3 separate regions of the Homo sapiens genome follow, and all the other regions are linked to region 3. The links are chromatin contacts, found by Hi-C or POLR2A ChIA-PET in ENCODE. All regions are on one chromosome and are shown on one strand. The core of a region is the stretch at or near the end of the contact, and the rest is flanking DNA. Distances in the headings are between cores, read along the strand shown.

What was found. A loop is a pair of places that touch in the nucleus more often than their neighbours do. ChIA-PET counts read pairs that join two places held with the same protein, here RNA polymerase II (POLR2A). Pooled maps may share reads with other maps.
Region 1: a loop to region 3 is called in a pooled map, with 10 times the contacts of the local background. The contact joins the promoter of PDGFA here to the promoter of COX19 in region 3. A Hi-C loop is called at or near these places in 4 of 50 pooled maps. POLR2A ChIA-PET finds 5 or more read pairs at or near these places in 3 of 52 experiments (Caco-2, HepG2 and K562).
Region 2: POLR2A ChIA-PET joins it to region 3 with 11 read pairs in PC-3. The contact joins the enhancer-like site here to the promoter of COX19 in region 3. POLR2A ChIA-PET finds 5 or more read pairs at or near these places in 6 of 52 experiments (A673, Caco-2, PC-3 and 3 more).

What each region holds. Positions count from the first base shown.
Region 1 is chr7:518,015-522,319 of GRCh38, reverse strand. It overlaps PDGFA (platelet derived growth factor subunit A), which reads left to right and starts at 2,474. Exons shown (of 6, transcript NM_033023.5): 1 at 2,474-3,381. The coding sequence starts at 3,319. PDGFA-DT (PDGFA divergent transcript) reads right to left here and starts at 1,929. Exons shown (of 3, transcript NR_033963.1): 1 at 1-1,929. RefSeq lists silencers at 1-139, 2,005-2,344, 2,445-2,534, 2,815-2,954, 3,415-3,504 and 1 more and enhancers at 1-916, 2,761-3,682.
Region 2 is chr7:539,838-544,285 of GRCh38, reverse strand. No RefSeq gene overlaps it. Among named protein-coding and RNA genes, the nearest start is that of PRKAR1B-AS2, 20 kb to the left of the region's middle. RefSeq lists an enhancer at 3,739-4,448. Within about 2 kb of position 1,250, at least 11 of the 41 ENCODE cell types and tissues checked have a DNase peak (open chromatin) inside an H3K27ac peak, as active enhancers do; they include PC-3 and PC-9, where a contact is called at or near this core.
Region 3 is chr7:972,981-977,116 of GRCh38, reverse strand. COX19 (cytochrome c oxidase assembly factor COX19) reads left to right here and starts at 1,568. Exons shown (of 3, transcript NM_001031617.3): 1 at 1,568-1,689; 2 at 3,825-3,936. The coding sequence starts at 1,608. RefSeq lists enhancers at 582-1,462, 2,094-2,163, 1,463-2,345 and silencers at 1,394-1,673, 1,694-1,853.

The DNA.
Region 1 (4,305 bases), core at 1,225-3,724, 460 kb after region 3:
CCTGAAACCCACCTCGTCCCTCCGTCCCCCTCCCCAGGGGCTGCAATGAGGACGCTGGGAGTTTGAATGGAAACGAAGGCCGGGGAGGGGGGTCCGCGCGGGCGTGGGTTTTTTATCCAAGTCGGTGACCTCTTGGTTAAGTCAGCCCTGCGGTTTCAACGCCCAATCCCCCCAAAAAAGCCTGTGGGGGTCCACGTCTCCTTGTGTCTTCCGGGGATCCGGCGGAGAATGTGGCGGGGCCGGGCAGGGGGGTCCCAGTCCCACGCCGGGTGCGTCGTGCCCCGAGTCTCCCCAGAAGGCGGCTGTCGCGCGGCTGCACAAGTTTTCGCCTCCCTCGCGCGGCCGCTGTTGTTGTGGTCGCCATGGCGACGGGTCGCGGTTTTATTTTTAATAGCGGCCGGCGATTAGAGAGATGCCTGCACCGCTTTCGCCTAAGCTCTGCGTCCCCCGCGGGTGAAGCACCCACGCCCCGCCCCAGCCCCCGCCTCGCTCCAGCGCCCCTTGCACGTCCCCAGGTGGCCCTAAACTCTAGCTGGGCGCACCCGTAGCTCCAGGCCGGGCAGGGGAGCCGAGGGAAGCAGCCATCTAGGCCCTCAGAGGCGGCGAGGACCCCCAGGATCCCTCAAGCTGGGAGGGACGGGTACCCCATCCCCAATACAACGCGACCTTCCTCCTTGCCTTCCACACCGTCTTACCGAGTCCTCTAACCCCACAGAGGTGTCCTCGGGCCCCCTCTGCGCGCGAGCAGTCCGAGGCCCAGGAAGACAGGATGCGCGCCACTCCGGGATAACTGGCCGAAGAATGAGGCCGGGGTCCGGCCTGCGTCCTGGCCCTGCGAGTCCGGCTCTTTCCAGAAGCCATGCAGTGGGTGTCCCCTCCCAAGCCGCAAGTTCCCCCTGGAGGGACAAGGCCTGGCTTTAAGGGGCTCCTCCACGTTTCCAAGGCTCCCCTGGTTCTGTCCCGGTCCCGCTTGGTCCTGACCACCCAGAGGGCATGCTTGACCGCGGGGGTCGTGGTGTGGGGCTGCGGCCAACGGAAGGGAGAGACGTGGGGAGGGGGCCTGCAGGTGTGTGGAAGGGCGCGTGTAGACGCGACCCACTGGGAGCGGAGGGAGAGGCGTCGCTCCCCAAATATTTGGGGGAAGGGGAGAGCCCCCGAAGCGCTCTCCGGATTCGGCCTTTGAAATGCTAGAGCTGGCCTAGCTGGGGATGAAAGACCGCCCGCGGGGCTGCGCCTTAACGGCCTTTGTCTGGAGGGAGGGCGACCGCGACGGGGGCAGGGGTTTAATCGACAGGGTTGGGGGTGACGGCTGGGCCGGGCGGGATTCTCCGCTGCTCACCCAAGGAAGCGTCTCCTGGGCTCCAGGGGCCTAGGCCGTCTAGCCTCGGGGTCTGCACAGCACGCCACCCCGCTGGACCCGGTACCAGGACGCGTAGACCCCCTGGCAGGGCACTGACGAGCACCTGGACCTGTAGTCAGGGTCCAATCCCTCCTGGTCTAGGGAGGCGAAATCCATCCAGCCCAGGCGCACCCGCCCTTTCTCGGCGTGGGAGCCGTCTAGCCACGCTCAGACCTCGGCCTCCGCGCGCGTTCCTCCCCCGCATCGCGCTCTGAGCTGCGCCTCGGCCGGAGGTGGCGCTCTGTGCGCCCCACGGATCCCGACGCGGGAGGCTCAGAACCCGGGGGACCCTCACCGGTGGCTCCTTTCCCTTCCATCCCCTCGACTTCCCGGCTCAGGGCGCGGCCCTGCCTTCGGCGCGGGAGTGGGGGACTGGGGGGCGCGGGGTCCCAGGGTGGGGACGAGGCGGGCTGCAGGCCCTTTCCCCGACTGGAGCTCGCTCCCAAGTGGAAATGTGGGTGGAGGGTCCTCATTCAGATGCCCCAGGCCTCGGATCCTGGGCGGGGGCGCGTGGCAGCCGCCAGGTGAGTGCCCCAAACCCGCCCCCCTCCTTCCCCAAAGACTGACTCCCCCTCCTTTTATGGAGAGAGGAAGGCTGGGGCCCTGGATCCGAACCGTGGAGAGCGGCCGGAGCGCCGGGGCGGGGGCGGGGACCGGCTCTCTGGCCCTTTTTGGCGCAGCAGCTCTGGGCGCTGCCCGCTGCCGCCGCTGGGGCCCGAGAGAGGCGAGCCGGCGACGGCGGCGCTTCTGCGGCGGCCTCCTCCCTCCCCACCCGGTGCCGCAGGATTGCAGCTGGCACTGGAGGGTGGGCAAGCTCGAGGGAGGGGCGCGGAGCCCCGGCGCGGAGCCGGGCGCGGGGCTTTGATGGATTTAGCTGCTTGCGCGAGCGCGTGTGTGCTCCCTGCCGCGGCGGCGGCGCCCGGGCCCTGCCGGGTCCGCACGAACCCCGAGCGCTTCCGAGGTGCGGGTCCCAGGCCCGGAATCCGGGGGAGGCGGGGGGGGGGGGCGGGGGCGGGGGCGGGGGAGGGGCGCGGCGGCGGCGCTATAACCCTCTCCCCGCCGCCGGCCGGCTCCACACGCGCGCCCTGCGGAGCCCGCCCAACTCCGGCGAGCCGGGCCTGCGCCTACTCCTCCTCCTCCTCTCCCGGCGGCGGCTGCGGCGGAGGCGCCGACTCGGCCTTGCGCCCGCCCTCAGGCCCGCGCGGGCGGCGCAGCGAGGCCCCGGGCGGCGGGTGGTGGCTGCCAGGCGGCTCGGCCGCGGGCGCTGCCCGGCCCCGGCGAGCGGAGGGCGGAGCGCGGCGCCGGAGCCGAGGGCGCGCCGCGGAGGGGGTGCTGGGCCGCGCTGTGCCCGGCCGGGCGGCGGCTGCAAGAGGAGGCCGGAGGCGAGCGCGGGGCCGGCGGTGGGCGCGCAGGGCGGCTCGCAGCTCGCAGCCGGGGCCGGGCCAGGCGTCCAGGCAGGTGATCGGTGTGGCGGCGGCGGCGGCGGCGGCCCCAGACTCCCTCCGGAGTTCTTCTTGGGGCTGATGTCCGCAAATATGCAGAATTACCGGCCGGGTCGCTCCTGAAGCCAGCGCGGGGAGCGAGCGCGGCGGCGGCCAGCACCGGGAACGCACCGAGGAAGAAGCCCAGCCCCCGCCCTCCGCCCCTTCCGTCCCCACCCCCTACCCGGCGGCCCAGGAGGCTCCCCGCGCTGCGGGCGCGCACTCCCTGTTTCTCCTCCTCCTGGCTGGCGCTGCCTGCCTCTCCGCACTCACTGCTCGCGCCGGGCGCGCTCCGCCAGCTCCGTGCTCCCCGCGCCACCCTCCTCCGGGCCGCGCTCCCTAAGGGATGGTACTGAATTTCGCCGCCACAGGAGACCGGCTGGAGCGCCCGCCCCGCGGCCTCGCCTCTCCTCCGAGCAGCCAGCGCCTCGGGACGCGATGAGGACCTTGGCTTGCCTGCTGCTCCTCGGCTGCGGATACCTCGCCCATGTTCTGGCCGAGGTTGGTGCCGCCCCCGCGCCCCGTCCCTGCGCCGGCTCCTCCGGCGCACACCCCCCGCCGGCTGGGGCGCCACGGGCTCTGCAGAGAGCGTTTTGGTTCCTGCCAGGGTGGTCGATGTTTAGATTTTCCCAACTGGGTTCTATTTTCTGCCATGCCTAAGTGTGTGTGGGGAGTTTCCAGCGTGTTGCGTCGGTCGCTCTGCCTCGGGGGGACCGGGGAGCAGCGAGGTGGACGAGTGGGCAGAAACTTCGGGGGGCGCAGTGTCCTCTCCGGGGAAGGGGAGCTGGGGCGCAGCGGGCGCTGCAGCAGCGGGGTGCGGGGAGCGGGGAAGGGGGTGTGTGTGAGCCGGCGGAGCCTGGGGAGGAGAGAAGGGCGGCGGATAAATAGGTAGGGGCGGCTGCTGCGGAAGCCCCTGGCCGGGCAGGGTGGGCAGCGCCAAGCTGCAGCCCTCGGTTCCCAGTCCCCAAGCCCGGCGGGGCTCAGGGCCGGCGCAGTCCCGCCCGCCCGGGCCTGCTTACAGGTGGCTGAGCGAGGCGAGCTGGGGCTGGGCCAGGCGTCCGCACCCTCCCACCGCGGCGTCCCCGCCCCCCCATCCCCATCCCCATCCCCATCCCCGGGAGCTTTGCTGTGATGAATGACTTTCCACAGCCCCCGTCGTGGGAACTTAGTGCTTCAGGCTCCCCAGCGACCCCCGACTCTCCTTAAAAATCGGGGAGGGGAGTGGGGGAGGCCAGAGGTGAGGGTGGTCTCCGCAGGGCACGGAGAGCTGCGCGAGGTGGAAGTTTAACCCTCGCTTTCCCTGGAGGCTTCTTCTCCCGGCCGCCGGCTGGATTTGGGCGTCTTAGTCGGCGCTAGGGCCGCGGCTGGGCCGGAGCCCGGGGTGGGGCGAGTGTGTGAGTGAGATGTGTGTGCGCGTGTGTGTGT
Region 2 (4,448 bases), core at 1-2,500, 430 kb after region 3:
GCAGAGGTTGGCCTAGGGCCACCCAGAAGGCAGGTGTAACTGGAAACGCTGCTCCTCGGCCAGCCTGGGCCCCACCTGCCTGTCTGGTGCCACCAGCCAAGTCTCTGACAGACACAGCAGACACTGGGCCCTCGGGTGGGTCCCCAGGACTCGGCCTGGAACCACTGAGAACATCCAGGATGGACAACCTCGCTGGCCTCTGCCCCTTGCTGGCCATGGGGGCAGGGAAACCGCTTCCCCTGGGGCAGGAGGCAGACCAGTGGGGACTCATACACCTGCTGTCCTGACAAAGCACTGGCTCATTTGTTTATCTGTTGATTCATTCATTCATGTTTGTCCATTCATTCCTTTAGCCATTCGTTCATTTCTTCATTCATTAGTTCATTCCTTCATTTGTTCACTCATTCCGATTCCTTTTACAGTCTGAGCCCCTTTCACACATTCCTGGCAGTTGGGAGGTGGCCTAGCTTTCCCCAGAAAGACAGTTTTCCAGAGGCTGGAATTCTAGCCAAAGGATTCCAAGCAGGGTGGACTTTCTGTTGGGTCCAGAAGCCAGCAGGTGACTGTAGGCTCCTGTCACTATTCTAGATGCAGGGGCTTTGCCTGGGGCTGCCCAGCCCTGCCCGATATGGACCCCAAGCCTGGACCTCTCAGGGCCTCAGCTTTCCCGTCTGTAAGATGGGTGTCACGACCCATCCAGGCTGTTGGTGGAATGAGCTAATTACTGGCCGTAAGAGGCTCGGCAGGGGTCCCAGGCTGAACAGTGGCACCGGCCCACGCGCCCTGCTGGGGTGAGCTGGCCTCTGGGGACTGGGCTTGGCCGAGGCCCCTCCAGACCACGGACAGTCCCGGCCTCACCTCCCCTGGCTCAGGGTGGCTGAATCAGCCGGCGGGGGTGACTCACTTTGAGGCCAGGCAGTTTCCTCCCGGGCCCCCCGGCTGCCACGCTGGGGAGACAGGCAGGCCCTGCCATATGGGGCCTGGGACTTGGGGGTGATTTCATGTCTGGAGGTCGGGCCAGGAGGCCCTCGGCAGGGGTGGCTCCGGGATCCTGGGCCCCACCCTTCGGAGCTCCATTCGGCCCCAAGGGCTCTGGCCTAGGAGACTCCCCGGTCCAGATGGGCTGTGGGCCTGCCCTGGCCTCGTCAGAGTCCAGCTCATCCTTGCCCCTTCCAGAGCTACCAGCCACGCTGACCTCTCTCTCCCCTCTTGGGCCGCTCTTGCCTCCTGGAATGTGACCAAATTAGGCGGCTGGTGACTAACTTTCCTACCCGAGCTCCACCTCCAGTTGGTCAAAGGATTTCCCTTCCTCGAGGGTTCCTCTCGTCTGGTTCTAACTTCTCCACCAAGTGCAGGGAGGCCTTCCCCTCACCCCTCAGTCTGGGCCTGCCCCTGGCCTGCTTGGGGGCCACGAAGGCTCTCAGAGGCTGCTCATGGGAACAGCTTTACAGTCAGATCTTGCAGGCACGCAGCGCGTTGTATAATCCACCCATAGGGCTTTCTTCAGCCAGGCAGAAGGTCACTGGGTCGGGTTCCACTGATCCCAGCAGGGGGTCTGCTTGGGGACGGAGCCCCGTGTCACCGCTGGAGACGTCCCTTAGAATTAAGACTGTCAGCCCCTCACCAGCCTCCTTAGCCAAACATTGTTTTCACTTGCGCAGTTGGGGAAATTGACTGTTGTATCTCAGAAATGCACTTGAAAAGGAGCCTGGCGATCCCCGGCCTGGGATGCTGCGGCCCTGCCCGGGCTGGCTGGCGTGCGCTGTGCTGGGTAAAGCAGAGAATTACACGGTCACCTAACGTGCCTCAAACCCTAGTCCCAGCTCTTCCTTGCTGTGTGGCCCCAGGCACGTTCCTTAACTCCTCTGACACTGCTCATCTCTAAAGTGGGGTCATAATGTTTGCCCCGTGGGGTTGGAGGTGAGAGTGAAGCAAGACTGCGCAGGTGAAGCTGGTTGCAGGGGGTTGGAGGTGAGCTGACGCGAGACTGCGCAGGTGAAGCTGGTTGCAGGGGGTTGGAGGTGAGCGTGACGCGAGACTGCGCAGGTGAAGCTGGTTGCAGGGGGTTGGAGGTGAGGGTGAAGCGAGACTGCGCAGGTGAAGCTGGTTGCGTGGGGTTGGAGGTGAGCTGACGCGAGACTGCGCAGGTGAAGCTGGTTGCAGGGGGTTGGAAGTGAGCTGACGCGAGACTGCGCAGGTGAAGCTGGTTGCGTGGGGTTGGGGGTGAGCTGACGCGAGACTGTGTAGGTGGAGCTGGTTGAATGGGGTCTGGTGCAGAGGACATTCACGGCTGTGGAGCTGCTGTCGCGTATGACGTCTCTGTCACACCCAACAGTGATGGGAACTGGGCCCTCCCCACGTCCGGCATGTGCCTCCCGGAGCTTCTGCTGTGTGCGCCATGTCCTTCAGCTCCCAGTGGGCCCGGTGGGCCTGCAGTCATCCTGGAATACTGCCTGCTCCTACTCTTCAAGGCCTCTGCGTGCCCCACCCTGAGCACAGCAGCTGGAAGTGAGGCCTCCTCTCCTATCCTCCTATTACCTAAGCCAAGCGTCTCCCCACCTGTGGCTGGCCCCGAGAACTCCCTGACGAGGGACGCCCAGGTGCCTCTCAGCGGCCCCCAGTTTTGGAAAAGCGGCAAACGTCTCCATGGACGCAGCCTGTCCTGTGGCCCTTCCTCGATCTGTCGGGTGATTGCTGTGTGCATCACACTCCAAAACGTGGTGGCACGAAACAGACGCCTCATGTTCACTACGGATGCTGCCCTGCAGACCTCAGACAGGGCCCGGTGAGTGGCGCTTGTGTGCTCCGTGATGCTTGGGGTCTGGGCTCAGCAGACTCCCTGGGGGTGGGGTAGGGGGCTCAGCGGGCTCCCTGGGTGTCGGGGTGGGTGGGGGCGCTCAGTGGGCTTCCTGTGGGTGGGGTGGGGGTGGGGGGCTCAGCGGGCTCCCTGGGAGTGGGGGAGGGGGCTCAGCAAGCTCCCTGCAGGTGGGGGTGGGGGGCTCAGCGGGCTCCCTGGGGTTGGGTGGGGCGGCGCCTACATCCTGTGTGGCTTGGGCTTCCTCCCAGCATGGTGGCTCTAGTGGAGCTAGATTTCCCTCGAGACGTCTGAGGGCTCCAAAAGCCAGCTGGTTCCAGCCAGCTGTTAGCGTTGGGGACTCGGGCCCTCAGGGAGCCCCTGTTCCAGCAGGCAGGGTGTGAGCTGCGTGGCCATTTGCGACCGAGTCTCAGAGGCCACAGAGCATTGTTTCCAGCACAGTCTGTGGTTGATGATGAGACAGCCTGCCTGGATCCAGGGGGACACAGACCCCCACTTGCTGATGTGAGAGATCAAGGGACTGGTGGTCCTGTTTTCAAACCACCACACCTTCCAGGGTCCAGGAACTCTTGACCCAGGTGAGCTCTGGCTGGGGGTCAGCAGGCATCAAGCTAGTTATGCTGCGCACAACGCCTGATTGGCTGTCTAGTCCCAGGGACAGGCTACGGCGTTCATGATACGGGCACAGGCCGGCTGGTTCCTCTACACCAGAGTGTGTGTCTGGCCACACTGTGCGCCATGCACACAGGGAACACTCAGATGTTGGATGAATGAATGTACGACCAACTCTAAACCCAGACGGGACTCTTGCAGAGGCAGCCTGGGTCAGAAGGAATGGAATCGCTGCGCGGAGGAGCCCCGGAGACCTTAGGCGGGGTGGGGAAACTGAGTCTGGGAGACAGCGGGTCTGGCTGGGGTATCAGAGCTGAGGCTGCAGCCCCGCTGGGCCTCTCACACTTTGCTCCTCCGAACTACCCGAGTGAGAAGGAGTCTTGTCATCTTGCTTTTGGTCTGATTATTGTTGCTGTCAATACAGTAAAGCAAACTTTACACGCTTTAGAAGGACGAGGTCCTGGTCATGTGCTGGTGCTCCTAGGAGCCCACGTTTATATTTTTCTGTAGGCCGAAGAAATCACAACAAGTAACTTTCATGAAGGTAGACAACCCTGGTATCAACTCTCCGCATTGATGGAGAGCAGAGAGGCTGCTCCCACCCCGAGGTGGTGACAGGCCGCTCTGGAGGGGGTGAGGCTTGGCCAGGGACGGGGTGGGGGTGGCCCCTGGGTGCTCTGGGACTGGGGCCTGGGTCCCTGAGATAGGGTGGAGGAGGCCCGTAGGGAGCAGGGGAGCAGGCTGGTTCCACGGACCCCTGCCTTCCTGCTCCCACTCTGGAATCCTCTTGTCCTTGGCTCAGGGTTGGGATCTAGCCTGGGCTTGCCCCACCAGTTTTGCCTGTCACTGGGCCATAAACCCCTCCTGTTTATGGGCCGGGCCACCACCCCACTGGAACCTGGCCAGGCTTCTCCTAGGAGGGCGGGCTCACTCCCTCTGGGAGTCCCCCCACACCACACAGGGCAGCCGCCTGGAGGCCCGATGAGGTGGCTAGAGGTGTGGGTGGCCCTGTGAGCAGTGG
Region 3 (4,136 bases), core at 319-2,818:
CTACCCTCCACCCCCATTCGTATGGTGAAGCCACTAGGACCTTAGGATGTGACCTTTGCTTTGGAAATAGGTGCCAGGTGCGGCGGCTCACGCCTGTCATCCCAGCCCTTTGGGAGGCTGAAGTGGGCGGATCACTTAAGGTCAGGAGTTCGAGACCAGCCTGGGCAACATGGTGAAACCCCGTCTCTACGAAAAGTACAAAAAATTAGCCGGGTGTGGTGGCGCATGCCTGTAATCCCAGCTACTCTGGAGGCTGAGGCAGGAGAATCTCTTGAACTCGGGAAGTGGAGGTTGCGGTGAGCCGAGATCGTACCACTGCACGCCCGTCTAGGTTACAAAGTGAGACTCTGTGTTGAAAAAAAATATATTAGCTTAGCTGGGTGTGTTGGTGGCGCCTGTAATCCCAGCTACTCGGGAGGCTGAGGCAGGAGAATTGCTTTAACCTGGGAGGTGGAGGTTGCAATGAGCCAGGATCGAGCCACTGTACTCCAGCCTGGGCAACAAGAGAGAGACTCCGTTTTAAAAAACAAAACAAAGAAATAGGGTTGCTGCTGATATAATTAGTTAAGATGAAGTTATTGGGACGGCCCCTAACCCAACATGACTGCTATCCTTATAAAAAGAGGAAATTTAGGTTGGGCATGGTGGCTCATGCCTATAATCCCGGCATTTAGGGAGGCTGAGGCAGGAGGATTGCCTGAGCCCAGGAGTTAAGGACCAGCCTGGGCAACATAGGGAGACTCCATCTCTACGAAAAATAGAAAAATTAGCCTGGTGTGGTGGTGTGTGCCTGTGGTCGCAGCTACTCAGGAGGCTGGGGTGAGAGGATCGCTGAGCCCAGGAGGTCGAGGCTGCAGTGAGTCGTGATCATGCCACTGCACTCTAGTCTGGGCAACAGAGCAATACCCTGTCTCAAATAAATAAATAAAAATAGTAAATTTGGACATGCGCAGGACACCATGGGAACGTAGGGGCCGAGACCAGGTGGTGCTTCTGCAAGCCAAGGAACCTCACAGGCTGGCGGCCCCCAGAAGCTGGGAGGCTGGGACTGTCCCCAGGGCCCCCACTCTGCCCACTGCTTGGACTCCAGACCCCAGGACTGAGAGCACATTCCTGTTGTTGAAGCTGCTCGGTGGTGTCACCTGGCTCCAGCAGCCGCAGGCAGCGAGTCCACAGGCTCTCCTGTCCCTCCTGTGCCGCCTTCCTCCCCGGATGGGCCCCGTGATGAGGTCTCTGTGCGATGGGGAAACCGAGGCCCCAGCAGACACCTGGGATGCAGAGACGCCGGCACCGCTATGTGTCCTCGGGCAATTCGCTGAACCTTTCTGGGCCTCGGTTTCTCACCAATTCCAAAAGCTGATTCTGCTACCGACTGCTGTGAGGGTCCCAGGGGACGGGAAAGCCCGGGCAGCGCCCACCGGGGCTCAGGAGCTTGCTGACTCCGAGGGGGTGGGGCCGGGCCTGGGCAAGGGGTGGGGCCGGGCCTGGGCAAGGGGCGGGGACGGGGCCTGCTCGACGTGCTCGGCGCTCCCGGGGTGCCTGCTCGGCGCTCCGCCGGCCGCCCTGCGTACGCTCGCAAGGCGCTCGCAGACTCCGGAGTCGCCAACATGTCGACCGCCATGAATTTCGGGACCAAGAGCTTCCAGCCGCGGCCCCCGGACAAGGGCAGCTTCCCGCTGGATCACTTAGGTGAGCGGCGGAAGGTCGGCGGGCAGGGGTCTGCGATGGGGGGTCTGGGTCGCGGCCCAGCGCGGAGCCCTATGGGGTGCCGGCATCTAGCGCGGTGCAGGCGGGGAAACTGAGGCACGGCGGCCCGCCCCTCCGCCCCACCCAGCCCTGGGTCACTGCTGCGGCATGGACCCTGCAGGTGGGAGCTGGCAGGACCGTGGCCCCCGTGACGAGGGCAGCGACACCGACTCCTTGCGTCAGGCTTCCGGGTCTCCGGCTCCGCCCTGACTCACCCGGCGGGCTGTCTGTGCCCCGGGTTTGCAGAGCGGGGCATTCGGCGGCCACGAAGCCCGCAGCTGCAGCCGAGGCTTAGACGGTGCCTAGCGATGTCTGCTGCAAAGCTCAAAAGTGCTGCTGATCTCCCAGTGCTTCTGGCCGTATTCCGGTGGGGTTGCCTCCGTGGACATGAAGGCTTCGAAAAAGGATCTGTGGGCCGGGCGCGGTGGCTCATGCCTGTGATCCCAGCCCTTTGGGAGGCCGAGGTGGGCGGATCATTTAAGATCAGGAGTTCGAGACCAGCCTGCCCAACATGGGGAAACCCCGTCTCTACTAAAAATACAAAAATTAGTTGGGTGTGATGTGGCTCGCCTGTAGTCCCAGCTACTCGGGAGGCTGAGGCAGGAGAATCGCTTGAACCGGGAGACGGAGGTTGCAGTGAGCCGAGATCGGGCCACTGCACTGCAGCTTGGGCGACAGAGTGAGACAACGTCTCAAAAAAAAAAAGAAAGAAAAGAAAAGAAAAACGATCTGTGAATTACTGTTTCTTTCCCAACATTTTATTGTGACATTTTCAAATAGCAAAAATGAAAGAATTTTTACCCTGAACTCTCCTGTGACCATCACCTACATTGCACCTTAACCTCGTACTGGGCTGACTTTACCTCGTTGTGGGTTTTTTCCATTGTTGTTTTCAGCATGTTTATGAAGGAAACAAGTTTGGGTTTGATTGTTTTTGTTTTGAGACACGGTCTCACTCTGTTGCTTAGGCTGGAGTGCAGTGGTGCAATCATAGCTCACTGAAGCCTCGGCCTCCTTCCTTTCTGGACTCAGGGGAGTCTCCCGTCTCATCCTCTAGAGTAGCTGGGACTATAGGTGTGCAGCGCCACACCCAGCTAATTTTTTTTTTTTTTTTTTTTTTAGAGATGGGGTTTCCCCATGTTGCCCAGGCTGGATTATTTATTTATTTATTTTTGAAATGGACTCTCACTGTGTCGCCCAGGCTGGAGTGCAGTGGTGTGATCTCGACTCACTGCAACCTCCTCCTCCCGGGTTCAAGCGATTCTCCTGTCTCAGCCTCTAGAGTAGCTGGGACTATAGGTGTGCAACACCACACCCAGCTAATTATTATTGTTTTTTTATTTTTTATTTTAAAGATGGAGTTTCCCCATGTTGACCAGGCTGGATCATTTATTTATTTATTTTTGAAATGGAGTCTCACTCTGTCACCCAGGCTGGAGTGCAGTGGTGTGATCTCGACTCGCTGCAACCTCCGCTTCCTGGGTTCAAGCAATTCTCCTGCCTCAGCCTCCCGAGTAGCTGGGACTACAGACACCCGCCACCATGCCCGGCTAATTTTTGTATTTTTAATAGAGATGGGGTTTCACCAAGTTGGCCGAGCTGGTCTTGAACTCCTGACCTCAGGTGATCCGCCCACCTCTGCCTCCCAAAGTGCTAGGATTACAGGCGTGAGCCACCGTGCCCAGCCTGGATTATTTTTAGGAGACAAGGTCTTGATCTGTTGCCCAGGCTGGAGTGCAGTGGTGTGATCAAGCTCACTGCAGCCTCGAAATCCTTTGCTCAAGCGATCTTCCTGCCTCAGCCTCCTGAGTAGCTGGAACCACAGACGTGCGCCACACCTAGCTAACTTTTAAGGTTTTTTTTGGTAGAGATGGGGGTCTCACTGTGTTGCCCAGGCTGGTCTCAAACTCCTGGGGTCAGGTGATCCTCTCAGAGTGCTGGGATTACAGGTGTGAACCACTGCGCCCGGCCTGAGGAAACAAGTTTTGAAAGGAAAAGCAGCGCAGCTCTTAAGGCTGTTGTGTGGTTGCATCACTTTTCACTCTGAAAAGAACATGCTGTTTTCTTTCTCGTTCTAGGTGAATGTAAAAGCTTTAAAGAGAAATTCATGAAGTGTCTTCATAACAATAATTTTGAAAATGCTTTGTGCAGAAAGGAATCAAAAGAATATTTAGAATGCAGGATGGAGAGGTGAGTACAGCTAAGCGTTATGATTTCCACCTCCCACTACTCCAATTAAAACTTTTTTTTTCCTGAAAGGCCATTACAGTGTGTCTTTTTCAGGCCTGGGATTCAGCTTGTGTTTTTCAGGACTGTGGAATTGTTTGCCCTTGAAATGGAGGCTTATCAGATGAAATTGTACCAAAAGCTGTTTCACAATCTTGGGAACC